2 separate regions of the Mus musculus genome follow, and region 2 is linked to region 1. A link is a contact called in ENCODE Hi-C or POLR2A ChIA-PET data. All regions are on one chromosome and are shown on one strand. Each heading gives the region's core, a stretch centred on a gene start or an enhancer-like site at or near the end of the contact. The rest is flanking DNA. Distances are from core to core; before and after follow the strand shown.

Evidence for each region. A loop is a pair of places that touch in the nucleus more often than their neighbours do. ChIA-PET counts read pairs that join two places held with the same protein, here RNA polymerase II (POLR2A).
Region 2: a loop to region 1 is called in a map of mouse embryonic stem cell, with 3 times the contacts of the local background. The contact joins the promoter of Hoxa11 here to the promoter of Hoxaas2 in region 1. A Hi-C loop is called at or near these places in 2 of 37 maps with a recorded cell type or tissue (left cerebral cortex and mouse embryonic stem cell). POLR2A ChIA-PET finds 5 or more read pairs at or near these places in 1 of 5 experiments (Patski).

What each region holds. Positions count from the first base shown.
Region 1 is chr6:52,160,966-52,168,707 of GRCm38, forward strand. Hoxaas2 (Hoxa cluster antisense RNA 2) reads left to right here and starts at 4,709. Exons shown (of 3, transcript NR_131182.1): 1 at 4,709-5,022; 2 at 6,746-6,925; 3 at 7,414-7,742. It overlaps Hoxa2 (homeobox A2), which reads right to left and starts at 3,866. Exons shown (of 2, transcript NM_010451.2): 1 at 3,301-3,866; 2 at 1,452-2,660. The coding sequence starts at 3,679. The coding sequence ends at 1,921. Hotairm1 (Hoxa transcript antisense RNA, myeloid-specific 1) reads left to right here. Exons shown (of 2, transcript NR_131181.1): 2 at 966-1,055.
Region 2 is chr6:52,240,950-52,248,691 of GRCm38, forward strand. It overlaps Hoxa11 (homeobox A11), which reads right to left and starts at 4,861. Exons shown (of 2, transcript NM_010450.3): 1 at 4,062-4,861; 2 at 1,156-2,643. The coding sequence starts at 4,770. The coding sequence ends at 2,411. Hoxa11os (homeobox A11, opposite strand) reads left to right here and starts at 4,294. Exons shown (of 5, transcript NR_015348.1): 1 at 4,294-4,867; 2 at 5,036-5,251; 3 at 5,366-5,582; 4 at 5,714-5,859. LOC115490410 (a long non-coding RNA gene) reads left to right here and starts at 2,286. Exons shown (of 2, transcript XR_003956437.1): 1 at 2,286-2,372; 2 at 2,493-3,564.

The sequences.
Region 1 (7,742 bases), core at 3,459-5,958:
TGCCTCTTTTCAGGGCTCTTCTACTGGAAAGAGAATGAGGGAGGAGGAGACAAACCGAGGCCCGGAGCCGTTCTTGGCATCCGCGGCTCAGCCAAGCTGTTGTTTTAAAAGAGCAATAAAAATGAATTATGACTAAACGCCTTCTAACTTAATGCTTTCGGACGGGGATCCCCGGCAAATACGTAAGAGGATTTTTATTTGTGCATGTGTTCCTGCAATTGATCTCTTTGATGACATTCTCATTCATAGAAAGCGTTTGATTTATGAGCTTAGGACGAATCACATCCAGGAACTGCGCAGCCCTGGCCACAGCCCGGACACCCTGCTCAGATCTCAGAGCCTGGGGCCTGAAAACCACCACAGTCCCCACATATGGAGGCTGCTGAGGGATTAGGGGAGTAGAGGGTGAAGGGAAGGTAGAGAGCAAACCCCTGAATAAAGTCCGAGGTTTCATTGTAATTCCCAAGCTTTTGCTATTAAGAACTGGGTTCTTCCATCAATCACCGCCCCCCCCCACGCACATGTTGCTGCAGTTTCTCACGGTAAGTCACCAGAATAGAACCCAGAAAGGGAAATAAATAAATAAATAAATAAATAAATAAATAGTGGGAGGAGACAAAAGAAGGAAAAAAACCAGAACAGCCCAATAACATACCCTAGATCACATTTTATTGATATTTCATTTAAAGTGCTCCTTCTCTGTCTAATAAACTGGGTTAATTAATAATCTAGGGTGCAAAAACACTTTTAAAATCTCCACTTGCTAACCTGACTTCAAACCTTTAATGATTTATTATTAGCAATGTAAACAGATTTAAGGATTAAATATCGATTGTGTGTGTGTGTGTGTGTGTGTGTGTGGTGAGGGCAAGAATCTTGGGATGGCTGGAAAGAGCCCTTCCTGGCATGCATTTCCCAGCTAGTAACCGTGGTTTTGTTTTGTTTTGTTTTCCTCTGTCTTTTAGGTCTGTTTTTCCTGAACCCATCCACAGCTGGGAGATTAATCAACCACACTGAAAATGGGGGTGTGGGGGAGGGAAAGGAAGAGTTGGAACGTAGATGTTTGAAACAAATGTGTATAAATAAATGAATTTTTGATAACTCCGTTATTGACCTAGAAACTAGCAGCTTGGTAAGGGAACTCCATTCCACTCCACTCGTCCTAGAACTGGAAGTTTTTGTAGGCACTTTTCCTCTCCACACTCAAAAGCTTGGGCTAGGGCCAACTCAGGCTGCCCAAGCCCATTTCTATTACTAATGTAACTCTATGGCCTGAGTCTCAACACTGAAAACCAAATTCATTCCCTTAGGGGGGAAAAATCCAAAAAAAAAAAAAAAAAAAGTCTTGCCAGAAGCCCTAGCACTTTCTGGTTTTCTTCTTTGTTGCTGTTTGTTGCAGGCTTTGAACATGCCACCCTAATAAAATATATTAAGATTGAAAAGTAAATTGTGACCAGACTTTTATTTACCATGTTAGACTAAAAGAAGTATAAGAAATCAGTATGAGTCTTGAGAAAGAGGGGAAGAAAAAAATAAGAAAGCTACTTATAGCAAAGGAGAATTTATTCTACCAAAAATACGCATGACAATGCATTCTAATGTGGTACAAAAATAAACAGAAAGTGACAAGACAATTTATGGTCACTTTCTTGCAGGCCTCCTGTTTTGTTTTTCAGGAAAATCACATAGAAGCTTGTTGGGTTCTGTGTAAAAACCACTTAGAACGCCAACATAATTTGCAAGAGATGGCTTTAAAACTGTGTCAGGGGAGAACATTAAACGGAAAGTCCTCAACATTTGAGAGAGTAGGGGTAGATCAAGAAGAAACTAAAACGAAAATCAACTCCCAGAATAAAAGAAGGCAAAGCCACCTGGTCAAAGGCGTTTTGTTTTGTGAAGCTTTGTTTTGCTTTAATGTTCTTAGTAATTCAGATGCTGTAGGTCGATTGTGGTGAGTGTGTCTGTAAAAAAGTCAAAGCTGTCAGCTGAGATATCTACAGGACTGTCCAGGGAGCCAGGCAAGCTGGGCGACAGTGCATCTGAAAGCTGCAGGCAGGAATCTGTGGAGAAAACATTGAAGTCCTGCAAAGAGGGGACCTCGATGGCCTCGGGACTGTCATTGTTTAGGCCAGCTCCACAGTTCTGGCCCATTGTTGACAAGCAGTTAGGAACAGTGGGTGACTGGTGCTGAAAATGTTTCAAATTTTTCTCATTGCTGGTTAAAGGCGAAACTGGGAAAGTTTGGGAGTCGCCATTGTGTCCATTGGGAGCCTGCTGTTGAGAGAGCGCATTTTGCTGAAAAGTGTACCCTTCCCTCTCCAGAAGGGCCCCGGAGACACTGAGGGCTTGCTCAAAGAGTGACTTCTCTTCCTCGTCTTCCTCCACTTTGTCCGAGTCCTCCAGGTTTTTAAATTTCCCTTCGCTGTTTTGGTTCTCCTTGCACTGGGTTTGCCTCTTATGCTTCATTCTCCGGTTCTGAAACCACACTTTCACTTGTCTCTCGGTCAAATCCAGCAGCGCGGCGATTTCCACCCTGCGGGGTCTGCAAAGGTACTTGTTGAAATGAAATTCCTTTTCCAGCTCCAAAAGCTGAGTGTTGGTGTACGCGGTTCTCAGACGCCTGGATCCCCCGCCGCTGCCATCAGCTATTTCCAGGGATTCTGCAGAAAGGGAAACCAACAAGAGACACACATACAGTTGAAGGTGGAAGGGTCCGAGCAGGGTTATTCCATTGGAGCATAAATACAGCAGAAAAGATCAACTGCAACAAAATGGCCGCCCCTGGATGCAGTGCAGCTATTGTGCTGCCCTTCCTGGGAGCCCAGCCCGGGGAAGCCCAGTCTCTTCCACCTCCATCAAATTCCTGCCTGTGGCTTCCCCCAACCTCTTCATCCGGGAGCAAACTTTATATTAGCTACAACACAATTTATAATTAATGCATCAGCTGCTTAGCTGAGCAAGAGCGGTCTATCACTCTTCATTACTGTCAAAAAGCCAAACTCTAGGACAACTAGACAAGAGGAGGTCAGTTCCAACTCAAATAAATCATCCTACATTACACAAGTTAGGGAAAGTGCCCCCCCTCCTCAAAATATATATGTCTCATTGTGGGACTCGGGATCTATTTTCCCCTCCACCAAACCCACTCCTGAGACCACAGGGGCATGAGACCCGCCACCAGGCATCTCTCTCTCTCCCCCTTCCCTCGAAGCTCATGGTCCCCTCCCCCACAACCGCTCCTAGGGAAGCCCGGAGGGGGACAAGGGTCCCCGAGACCTGGGGCCAAGTCTCCGGACTGACCTTTGTGGCCGAGGCAGGCAGGGCCCGTGGAGGCGGCGGCGGGCGGCAGCGCGGTTTTCTTGGCCGCCTTCTTCTCCTTCATCCAGGGATACTCAGGCGGCTGCAGGGCGCCGGCAGGCACCGGGCTGCCGCGACTGCCCGCGGGGCTCGACTTGGGGCGGCCGCCAACGCCAGCGCCGTGGCGAGGGTGACTGCCCGGGTTCAGGCTGGGAATGGTCTGCTCAAAAGGAGGAGGAATCAGTGTCGAGTGTGAAAGCGTCGAGGTCTTGATTGATGAACTTTGAAATGTATCAGCGACAGGGGGAAAAGATGTCAGGCACTCAGCGAGCGACGGCTGGCTATTGATAAAACCAATCTCTCGCTCAAATTCGTAATTCATGGCCTTCTCCTTGGAGCCCCCTCGGAGGAAAAGTTCCCTCTTTTGGAGGGGCTTTGGGGGGGCAAGGCCCAGGAAAAAGGCGAGCGCGAAGGAAAAAAAAATCTATCATAGAAGATCGCTGCTGGGGTGTTTTTTTTCTAATTCACTGATTACAGCCGTATGGGGACCGCGCTACTATTAAACTATTGAATTCATGGAGACAAGGTTGAAATTGGACCGAATTGGCTGTCACATGATTGCTTCTGCCCAATGACAATTTGGGCTTTAATCAAAAGAAGCCACTGTCTGTTTGATTGATCCAAAAAAGTCAGAAAGGAACGCCTCATTGGGGGCCATCGAGGCTTTATTTACACTTTTTTTCAGGGCAAAAATACATATATGTGGGTGTGGATGGCAATGCCCCGGGAGTGCGTGGGGGGCGAGAGTGCCTGTTTGCCTCCTGATCTGCAAGGATCTAGTGTGCTCCCTGGAGTGTGTGTGTGAGTGTGTGCGTGTGAGCCCTGCTGCCGTCCCGCCAGTGGCTGCCCTCTGCCTCCCCCGCACACTCCGCGCATTGTTTGGGACTGTCGGGAAGACGCCTCGCACCTCACAAATCATTTAAGCACCTCAGCCTGACGCCTGCAGTCATTAACAAAGTAATCCATTAATCTTCAAAGTTTTGACACCCCAGGGCCCTGCATCTCAGCCACATAAGTTCTGCTAAGGCAAGAGAAAGGAGCAGAGTGGGAGAGAGAGAGGAGAGAGGGAGAGAGGGAGAGAGGGAGAGAGAGAGAGAGAGAGAGAGAGAGAGAGAGAGAGAGAGAGAGAATGAATATTGGGGTTCACCTTTCCTCTTCCTCCTCTTTTTCCAAAATCAGTTCTCAGAACCGATTCATATTCATTCTTCTCTCTCTCTCTCTCCCTCTCTCTCTCCCTCTCTCTCCTCGCTCCCTCCCTCTCTCCTCTCCTTTCTCCTTTCCTTTTTTCCTCTCTCCTTCCCCCACCCCACTCTATCCTGTCCCCTTCTCCTCCCCCCCAGCCTCTCGCCTCCTCTTAATGTCCAGCCCGGGACCTGCGCCCCTGGCCCATTGTTAGCCGGCTTTTCCACGGCAGCTTTGCATCTGACTCCTGCGGGCAGCGGAAAACGAGAGGCGGCTCTCGAAGCCTGCTGATCTTCCTTCGCCATCAACTTCTCAGGAGTGGCTGGAGAAAGATAGATGCATGTGCCAAGAGAGACAGCAGCCCCAGGTCCTTGTGTCCAAATCCCCGTAGCCTGGGCGGCGGCCAGCCAAAACAATGCCGTCCCGAGCAGGCTCGTGCGGCTCCTGGCACTCTGGGTTTCATACCCGTAGGGCTCGGGTGCGGTGAGTATTTCCGACTTCCAGGAAGAGTGCTGGAACTTGTCAGCAGGGAGGGAAAGGACTCTTGTTTCTTGGTCCCTCTTTCCCTCCTACTCTTCTTCGAGTCCTTGTCACTCTGGTTGGGGACTGGTTGGTTCAGATGAAGCGAGTATTTCTTGGCAGCCTGAATTGCCTCCCACACCATCCTGCTCTTGGGCACCAGGGAGAATCGCACCCTGGTTATGTTGTGGGAACAGCACTGCAGAGGAGAGGGCATCTCAAGGAGGAGTTATATCCTTCTACTTCTCCTTTCATTCTCTTTCCTCCAGTTCTGAGGCAGGACTTCGGACTGAGTGCTGGACAGGGCTGAAGGATTCAAAAGACAACACCTTTAGATACCAAGCAAGAACTTAAAATAAAAAAATCACCATACCAGAAGAGAGAGAGAGAGAGAGAGAGAGAGAGAGAGAGAGAGAGATCTAATGAAGGTACCTTCTCTCCCTCAAACCCTAAGGATGGATGGAGATTCTGGGGTTGGTTTTTTTTTTTTTTTTCCTTTGAAATGGACCAAGTGATCAGAATGCCCCAGGCCGGCAGGCATCAGTGGCAGGAAAATAAATCATTCTGATGGCCAAGGAGAGAAAGGTTGGTGGGGGAGAAAATACTATGCAGAAAACAAGAAAGGCTGACCAAGGAGCAAGGGCAGAACTCCATCTCTGAGGCTAGCTAGCAGTTAGGGGGTTTGGCTCTAAAGTGGTCTCCAGCCTTGACCAGCTCTGAGCATTACCTTGCAGATAGAGATGCTATTTTGGAAAATGTAAGGGTTTTTCCAGTTTTCTTGCTTTTATTCCAAACAAAGCTCTGAAGGAAGTCTGGGTGTGATCAATCTTGCTCACCAAAAGCCCTGACAGCTTCTGGCCCTTAAGAACACATCTCAGCTTCAAGCTTTTTCCAAGCTCAAATGTGGCCCAGCAAAGAGGAGGGCAGGAAACGCAAGTAAACAGGGAAATTTTGTCTTTTTAAAGATCGGGGTTTGGCCGTAGAGAGGGCTCTAAGGCTGCTTTCAGGGAAGGTGCTTTGCAGATGGAAGGGTGGTGGCTTTGGGCATTTGCTTTTACCAGAAAGCATTGAGAGACAGAGGAAAGTTAGAAAGCAGGGCTGCCCACAGCATTGGGCTTTGTCAGGCTGCGTGGGTGAAAAAGCTTTTTGCCTTCCTCAGCTGCCTTAATTCAAAAGCCATCTGGAAGAAAACCCTTTTCTGAGACTGCTCCAGCATTCAGATCTTTCCCCAATCTATTACTTTAATTCTGGAGATATTTTAATAACTATTTCTTTTTTAATATCCAGGAAGCTGAGCGTGAGGTGAATTTATTTTTTCTTTGAAAGCCAAAATGAATGCCTTGACTGGCAAGAGAAGGAGAGGCTCTGTGGTACAATCTCTGCCCTGAGGCAAGGAGGAAGCCAAAGGGAAGGTTTGTAGGCATAGGTTCAAATGCTGATTATCTCTGGAAGGTTTTCAGGGGGAGACCCCACACACACCTCTTCCCCTTGATGCTGTCCCTTATTTTCTCAGGTAATTTTGTGCATGTTTTTTAAAATGCTTACATAAAAAGACTAGTGTTATCTGCACGGTTTCAATAACCCCAAAGGCTCCAGTTCCTCAAAGACTGGTTTTCCAGCCTTTGCATTTCTGATGTGTGCATCCTAAGGAGATGGGGTGGGGAGAGCAAATCCAACTTCCCTACAGGCCAAAAGAGAGCACGGATCAAGAGCAGGACGAATCAAGAGCAGGAGGGTAGACGACGACGTGGGGAAAGCTCCTTTGGCGTGAGACTCCCAGCGTTCTGCGGCAGCCTGCTTTTGTATCCTCAAGATTTTCCTAAACCGTGAAAAGGGCTCCTAAACGCTGCTCTCTGGGACTCAGCAGGTACCCAGAAATGACGCCAGCTCTTGCTTTTAAGGATTTTCTTAGGGTGCCTGGGGTGTGGGTGGGTAGAGGCCATGATGATGGATATTCGAGATTGCAAACAAAATGGCGACATTTTCCACTTCTGCCTCTGAAAGATACAATCCAGAGAGAATGTGGGTTCAGATGCCCCCAATCTCCACACGCAGGTCGTTCACTTCCACCTCTGAGGGGTTAGTGATGGGATGCAGCTGTGAAGCTTGCTTTTTCTGAATTTGCCTTCATGGATCTGTAATTCTTTACTTTGGAGATGGAAATATTTCCCTTTTCCCGTATCTGCCTTTTACTCTGCCAGCCAGTCAGCGGGCATCCTATCTTAAATCCAAACGTGGAAATGTAATATTAAGCTTGTGTAGCAGCAAATGAAAGAAGTACTTGTACAATTGCATTTTTATTAGAAAGATACCAATCTCCTTTCTCTCTCCTCCTCCCCCTGGGGCCATAAAAAGAGAGGAAATAAATCCACAGAATGGCAGATGCTGAATTCCGGGAGGAATTTGATGCTGAGATTCATGGAAGGGATTCCTTCCAATACAAGGAAGACCTGGAGGACTATGAAGCTCAGTCCTTTTTCTGGAGACCTAAGGGAGAGTAGGTCCCTTTTGAGGTGAATTTAGAAGAGTCCCGTCCCCCCCATCTTCTTTAGGCGTGATAATGAACCGCGAAGCATCCTCAGTGGAGACCTGGAATTCGATAGCTTGTGGGAAGAGCTTAAGACCTTGTGCGGTTCCAAGGTTGAGGCCTTGGCCGATGGGCTTTCGGTGCGGGGGAATGGAGA
Region 2 (7,742 bases), core at 3,611-6,110, 80 kb after region 1:
CGCCCCCCAGGAGGGCCCTTGTGCTTCTCAGTGTGTCTGTCGATCAACCAAAGACATTCATCTAGAGGGTCTGTCCCTCTCCCCTTTCAGAAAGCTCGCTTTCTCCACCCCTGTCGCGCCAGCTAGACAAACACACAAACAAATAAACAGGGCAGGCTCTTGGAGCCTAGGGTCTCTTTCCAAATGAGACCCTCTTTGCTGCTTTGGGTCTGCCTGGGTGGCTGAAAGAGGGTGGGGTGGGCAACAAAAGGCTCTGTCCTTTCTGCCCTGCCCCTCAAGGTTATGGGTGATGTCCAAATTTAAGGCAGAAGTTCAAAGGCAGCAAACAAAGACCGAGTCCGTATCTTTCCTTGCCCAAGGGGACCGAGAGGAAGCTGGAGAGGAAGCACTCTTAGAGGTTCCCGAGAGACTCCTAGCTCTGCCTTGGTACCTAGAGCCAGATCTCTCATGCTGAAAGGACTCACAAGGTACACCCAGAGGGTTTTTATTCAGTCCTGAGGTGAGCAAGATTAGCCTGGGTTAGGCCATTGGCTATTGCAGTTACCCACAAGGCCTTCTCCGGAGCTAAGGTCAGTTGGAGAGAGGTCTCACACCATAGGCCCTGACATATCCCATCCCTAATATGCTGCCTTCCACAAGGACGTATAGCCTCAGGCTTCCTATGCTTAGCTTCAATTGCAGCTCAATCCTGATTCCATCACCTCTCGGGGGCGTGGTAACTCACCCCTTTTACTGCTAAAAGGATGCTAGCTGAGGGGAGACATTTGGCAGGAAAAAGCGGAACAGGGAGAGAGAAATGTCACACCAGGACTCGATACTCAAATGTCTACCCTTTTTATTCTTGGTATGCCCCATTGTCTCTCTCTGTGTTAAAATGTATAGGAAATGTATGTTGAGTAAGGGCCGGCCAAAGGCGCTCACTACAGACAGAACCACCAGGGATTTCTTAAGGCAGGGAGGCAGAAGAGATTCATTTGGAGAGCGCCTGGCTCCCCAGAGGACATTCTCAGGTCTTAGTAGTCTGGCTCTCAGTATGCCAGCCCTTTCCAAATGTCACAGTGTTGTAAGAGATTAAAAGACCATCCCCAGACCACTCTCCCCAGCACCCTCAAATAAGTCAGCTAATGGGGATAGGGAAAGGAGTATTGAAACACAGTAGGTTATGGTTTCTTTATTTACAGTCTTTTGAACACCATCCCTGTATGAAGCATACATTCAAATATTTTAGCAGTGAGCGAGTTTAACCTTGGAACACTGTAAACAGATAGAGCCTTTAAATATTTTTATTATCCCCACCCCCCCCTCTACATTGCTTCTTAAAATTCGCTTTGGTTCCTTCGGGGAAATATATATATATAATATAATATTTATCTTTTAAAATAGCTCCAAATCACTCTCCGGCTCTTAGAAGATTGCCAGAAGCTTCCAAGCTCAGTTCTGAGTTGATGAGCACAGAGTGCAGGGTAGGAATGAGGGATTTGGGAGGGGGGGGGGAACTTCAGCCCCTCACAGCCAAAGGCCAAGGACCCACTGGCCAGGCCTGCTGCTCTGCTGCCTGACAGACACCAAATCCAAGTTTCCTTAATGTGGTGAAGAGTTTGCCAAACTGTAGCCCTCCGCAGGCATTTCCTGTAGAGATTGAGGGGCCAGGAACCAGCACAGCCTCTGGAGTTTTCAATGTCTTCTACCCTAGGAATAGTCAGCTCTGAGATGGAAGACCCATCACCACCATTGGGAGGTAGAAAACCCAGGTAGGCTGCAGAAGGTGGCTGCTAGGAGCTCAGGTTTGGGTGCAGATCAGTGGTGGGATGATATTAATGACATCTGGATAGGTTTCTCCTTCCTCCAGGACACCCCCCTCCCACTCTCTCTCCCTTTTCACAGCCACCTTTTGGTTAACTGTCTTTCACATTACTTTTGGAAAGCAACCCCAGCCTGAATCTCTAGGAGTCATCCCCTTTCCTCCTGCTCCTATCCCCAAGCTGAACTAGGCTTGGGGCACACAGTTTCTTGACTTGGGAGACCTGGGGGTGGGCAGGCTCTGTGCAGAGGGTCTTGAGCGGGTGGCCTCCTTAGGGTTTGGCAGGGGGCCCAATCTCCAGTGACCACACCCAGCTCAAAGCTTTTGCAGGCTCTAAGAGTGAACCACCAGGGGTCCCAAACCATTCATTCTGTTGATTCACAACCCTTAGAATTCAATTACTAATAGGAAGCTTAACCACGGAGATCTGAACCAAGAGAGTTTCAGGCCCCCTTCCTATTGGACGAATCTCTGATAAGGAAACCTCTCCTCTCTCCTATATCACCCCCCTTTTCCAAGTCGCAATGTGGCTTGACCTTGTCAAGGGCAAAATCTGCATATTATTTCACATGTATGAAGCCCCCCTCCCAATTCCAGTAGGCTGGAGCCTTAGAGAAGTGGATTAGCTGAGTAGTACTGTAACCGGTCTCTGTTAATCTTTTTTTCCTTCATTCTTCTGTTCTGAAACCAGATTTTGACTTGACGGTCGGTGAGGTTGAGCATGCGGGACAGTTGCAGACGCTTCTCTTTGTTGATGTAGACGCTGAAGAAGAACTCTCGCTCCAGCTCTCGGATCTGGTATTTGGTATAAGGGCAGCGCTTTTTGCGGGTGCGTTGGCCACCTAAGGAAGGAGAGAGGCAAAGAGTGAGAGGGCGATAGGGGTGCAACCCTCTCCCAGGACCCCCATTGGAGAAGGTCTGGCCACAGGGTCTGGAGGCCCAATCCAGGCCCTTTCAAAGTCTTTCCAGGCCCCTGCCTTCAGGCTTCTATTGCTGGTCAGGGACAAGTTGCAGTCTGGAGCCGGCTTCAGATAAAAGCCAGCTCACTAGATAGGCCCCCAGGGAAAGGACTCAGGCTGCCCCTTGAGCTGAAAGGAAGGCTCCTCACAGCAACAGGCGAGTTTGCGCTGGTTGAACTGCTTTGAACGGAGGCAAGTGGGGGTTGCGGGCTGCTCCTTGCCCCGCCAGACTAAACAAACAGCCGCCCGAGGACATTTCACCTTCAGCACCTGGGCCGCCTGTTCCCGAGGCAGTAAAGGCATGCATCCTGGCCCCAGGCTTTCCTGCTTGCCGCCATGATTTAGCCCTCCTTAACATCTGGGGCGGCTGAGGGGTCTTTGTCAGCCTGACTTCTGATCAGTTCTTGCCTCTTCCGCCAGCCTCCCAGCTCTCTCGAGGTGGGAGGTGGCAGAGGAAACCCCTACCCAGGCCTTCACTCAGTACACACCGTCAGCATACTGCCAGAGGGCCCTCAGCAGGGTAGGGATGCTAGTTTAGGAAGGGTAGAGGAAAGAGAGGCTACCTTAAGCCTCAGGCAGGATCCATTTGTTCACCCTCACCTTTAAGAAACACACACACACACACACACACACACACACACACACACACACACACACACACACAACTTTTGACTGATTTAAAAACAATTGTGAATAACAGAAGGCAGCATGTAATTGCAACCGGACCAGAGGAAAATGGCTTCCTTTGGACAAAAAGGCCAAATTTAAGTTAATTTGTTTCTTTTAATATATTGCTTGAGCTAAGTGGGCTACTTTATCTGTTAAATGCGCTCTTAGCGCCATCATTAAACAGCCGATGCCTTTGAATCCCAGCCGGGACTGGAGTCCCGCCGCAACACATGGCTTTTATAAAAATCTCCGGATTACCCCGCTATCAAAGGCTCCTGAAGCCCTTGTAGGGGGAATTTACAGGCGCCCACCTCCGGCTCCCCAGCCTGGAGCTGGTCTCTAGCGGGGATCGTGCTGTTGAGTTTGGGAGCTGAGAAGGGAAAAAAGGAAAAAGGGGAGTTGTATTTTTTTTTTTTTCTGCAGGCATGCTTTGGCCGGTGGGTATTTCACGGCCAATTTCAGCACTCGCCACGTGATCCCTCCTTTTATAACAAAGTTTTGTTGGGGGAAACCTAAAGGCCCTTCATAAACCTTATATGCTTATAAAACAGCATATAAAAATTTAACAGCGGTGCTGCGCTAGATTCCCAACTCCCCTTTCATAAAGCGCTGGGCGCTGCCTTTATACGCACCGGAGCCACCGGCCTTGTCCTCAGTGTGGCCGGAAGACGACTCGGGGCTGCTGCTGCTCTCGGGTCGCCGCCGTCGCTCCTTCTCCTCCGCCGCCGCCTCCTGACAGCCGCCGCCACCGCCGCCGTCCGAACTTGAAGTTGCCGGCGCGCCCGTGGCCGCCGCCGCCACCGCCGCAGCGGAGGTCGCAGCTGCTGCTTGGGGCCCCTTCTCGGCGTTCTTGTCCCCGGGGTAGTCGGAGGAAGCGAGGTTTTCCGGGGTGCCGTAAGCCGTCTCGAAAAACTGGTCGAAAGCCTGTGGCAGAACGCCGTTCCTGCCCACCGTGCTATAGAAATTGGACGAGACGGCGGGGGTGGGGTGGTGGTAGACGTTGGCCGAGCTCTTGGCCAGCACGTCGCCAGGCACGCCGGCCGCGCTGGGCGCCTGCAGACAGTCTCTGTGCACGAGCTCCTCCGCGGAGTAGCAGTGGGCCAGATTGCCGCGGGGGTGCCATTTAGTGGCGGGCTCAATGGCGTACTCTCTGAAGGTCACTTCGCGCACGGGTTGGACCTGGGGCAGGTTGGAGGAGTAGGAGTATGTCATTGGGCGCGAAGACGGGGTCTGGGGCAAAAAAGAAGGGAGGCTGGAGAAATCTGGACCCGAGACGTAGTAAGTACAACTTGGCAAATACATGTTAGAGGAGCAGGGACCACGCTCATCAAAATCCATCATTGGGCTACCTTGGGCTCTCCGCAGTAGCCGAGCTTAACATGATTCTCCACTGCAGCTGCCTCTTTGAAGCGGATCCGTGAAGTAGAAATTTGGAGACGTAAGCTGACGTGGAAATCTATCCCCATCCTTAGCAGGGAGGTGCTGGTCATGTGACCCGATGTTGAAATTGACAAGCCGCGAGCTAGTCCCGGCTTTTTTTTTTTTTTAACCCCCCTCCCTTTCCTTTTTTCCCCTCCCCTCCCTCCTCGGCTTCCTTTCTTTGTAGCCACCTCAGGGGAAGCAACAGATCGTCACTCGGTGTTCTCACCGAAAGCACGTAATCGCCGGTGTAACTCATGTTGGCTGGGGGGCCTCCCCGCGCGCAGAAAGGCTGGGGTGCGCCCCCGGGCAGCTCTCCTTTGCTCAGCTACATGGTCCTGGTCCACGAGTGCTCTGAGGGCGGCAAGAGAGCGCAACTCCTGACGCCTCCCCCCACTCCCCGGTGGGTGAGGGATACTCTCTGGGCTGGGGGTGGCCAGGTGAAAGCCCGGAATTGTATAGCTTCAGGTCCCGGAGTCTGTTATCCGAAGGCTTACGTTCAGCACCTTCTTCGCAGCCCCCCTCCCACAGGTTTGCTCTGGGAAGCCCCCCAGCCTCAGACCCTGGCTGGACCCCATTTGGGGCCAGGCTTCGCCGGCACGGATGTGCCGGCCTCGTGGCTTGTCCGATTTGCACGGTGACTTGATTACACGCTCTCATTCACGGTCACTTCCGAAGCGCTTTAGTGCCTTCCGTCCCCAAACCGCCAACAGGCAAAGCGGCTTCCCTCCGCGGTTTGTCAATAATCCGCGCTGTCCGGAAGGGCCTTCGTCTTACCCGGGTTCCACCTTCCCTGTATCTTTCTGCTTACTTCCTTACCCCACACCCTGTCCTTGAAGGAACCCCTTCTCCTCGCTGCCTGTAGGGGTTCGGAGTGACTCCTCAGAGCCAGAGGCACTTCTGCTCACCGGTCCGCAAGCTGCCTGGTCTGCTGAAGCTGACGAATCGGGAAACCATGCAATTGAGGCGAACCTTGGGCTGTTTTAGAGGCGCTGAGGAGCCTTCTCCTGGGTATGCTGCACCTTGGGGTGGGGGTGGGGGGGGGCACCAGGCTGCTTGCAGGGCTTCAGAGCTGTGAGGGAAAAGGAGGGTGGCAAAGAGGGAGTACTGGCCCAAGGAGTCCTGGCTAAGAAAAGAGTCTCTTCTTTCTTGCAAAACCTAAGAGTGAAAGCAAAGGATATTCAAGGCAGAAATTGAGACAGCTCCCATCATTCTTGTTCTTTAGCCCACAGGAGAAGCACAATGCCAAAGAAAAGAGAGATGCTCTCCTGCCTGCCTGCACCTTGGGCCACAGAGATGCCTCAAAAGGGCAAGGCTTGCTGTACAGATAGATAATTCTAAAGAGGCCTTGGCTGCTAAGTTGCATTTAGCTTTCTCCCGAGGAGGAAATGGGGATTAAGAAGATAAAATAACGACTGCCATTCTGCAAGACCAAAGATGTACTTAGGGGAAAATGAAAGAGAAAAAAGAGGGCGCAGGACAGCTAGGCAAATTGAGCAGAGATGGGGCTCCAGACCAGGGGTCTCACCACAACTCCCTTCTTGGAAGGTGCTAGGGTGTCACAACAGTCAAAAGTGAAAAATGAAAACCTTTTTCCCTTTCCTCATTCAGGAAATAGTTAAAGGTATTTACATATCTTGGGGAGATTTAGAGTATAAACGCTAAGATCTTTGGTATTTAAGTGTCAACATCGATTTATTTATTTATTGCTGAGCTGACTGTAACTGACTCAATAACAAATTTAATCATGTATTGCTCTGGAAAAGAACTACTCTCGTTATGTATTTTCTCCAAATAATGACCCACCATTGCATATGAATGCCCACTGTAAATATCAATAATATCAAGTAATTACTGTGTAGTGGAGTAAACTAATTTATTAGCATTAATGTTTATGTGGCTCCAACCCCCCTCTCTTTTACAAGGGCTGCTTATCACAAATCAAGCTACTCGGACACATTGGTTTAATGAACTCTTTATTCAGGATTTGCTGCAGGAACTTTCATGCCCCTTGAAATCCCTGAGAGCTGAACTTGAAATTATTTGTGCATCTTCAGCTTGACATATTTGTTCACTGTGGCTTCATAGATGACTGCCACGGCGTTTGCATGAGATTCAGGAGGGAGAGAGGGTGTTGGGAAAGGGTAGCTTCAGGTCTTCTAAAGCTGAGGATCACAACGACAGGATGGTCCTGCAGCAAAAACTTCTATTTCTATCAGTTACCAAGGAGGCAAGCATATCTGTCTCTTCACGGTTGTCTTTCTGGAGATCCGGATAGAAAAGGGAGGTGGGCTTGCAAAAGGCCTTACAAGAACAGCTCTCTGGGTTGGTTTTGCTACCTCAAACTTTCTTCAGCAGCCCACCCAGTCCTCAATACCCCTTCCCTCGAACAAAAGGAATGCATGAAGGGTTTCAGTGACTTTGCTATAACAAAGGCGCCACCATTGCAGGGCTCGCCCCGCCCCTGGGTGAAGGCAAACAAATTCTTGCACTTGCATTAGGGCTTTTAAGACCATAATTGAACCCGGGGGCGTCTAGGAGAACCGAAAACAGTTCTAGACAGACCTGTGGTTTTATAGCAGTTTTGGCAGTCAACTTCAGCTTGTGCCTGAGCAGTGGGGCCCGAGGTGGCTCAGCCGCGGGGGACGCCAGGCCGCCTCCCCTGACTACATGGCAGCTTCTCTCATAATTAACTCGACTTCCCGGGATGCCAGGGAGAAGGGGTACCCACAGAAAGGTCGGTGCGGCACTGTGCAGTGTTCTGCACAGCCAGTGCTTCCTAGGTTCTCGGGGAGGGCTAATTGAATAGGAGCCGGCAGGTCTGTATCCCATGGGTGTCAGCAGGAGACAAGACAAATTCCCGAGCAAAGACTGCGGAAGAAGAAGGAGCCCCA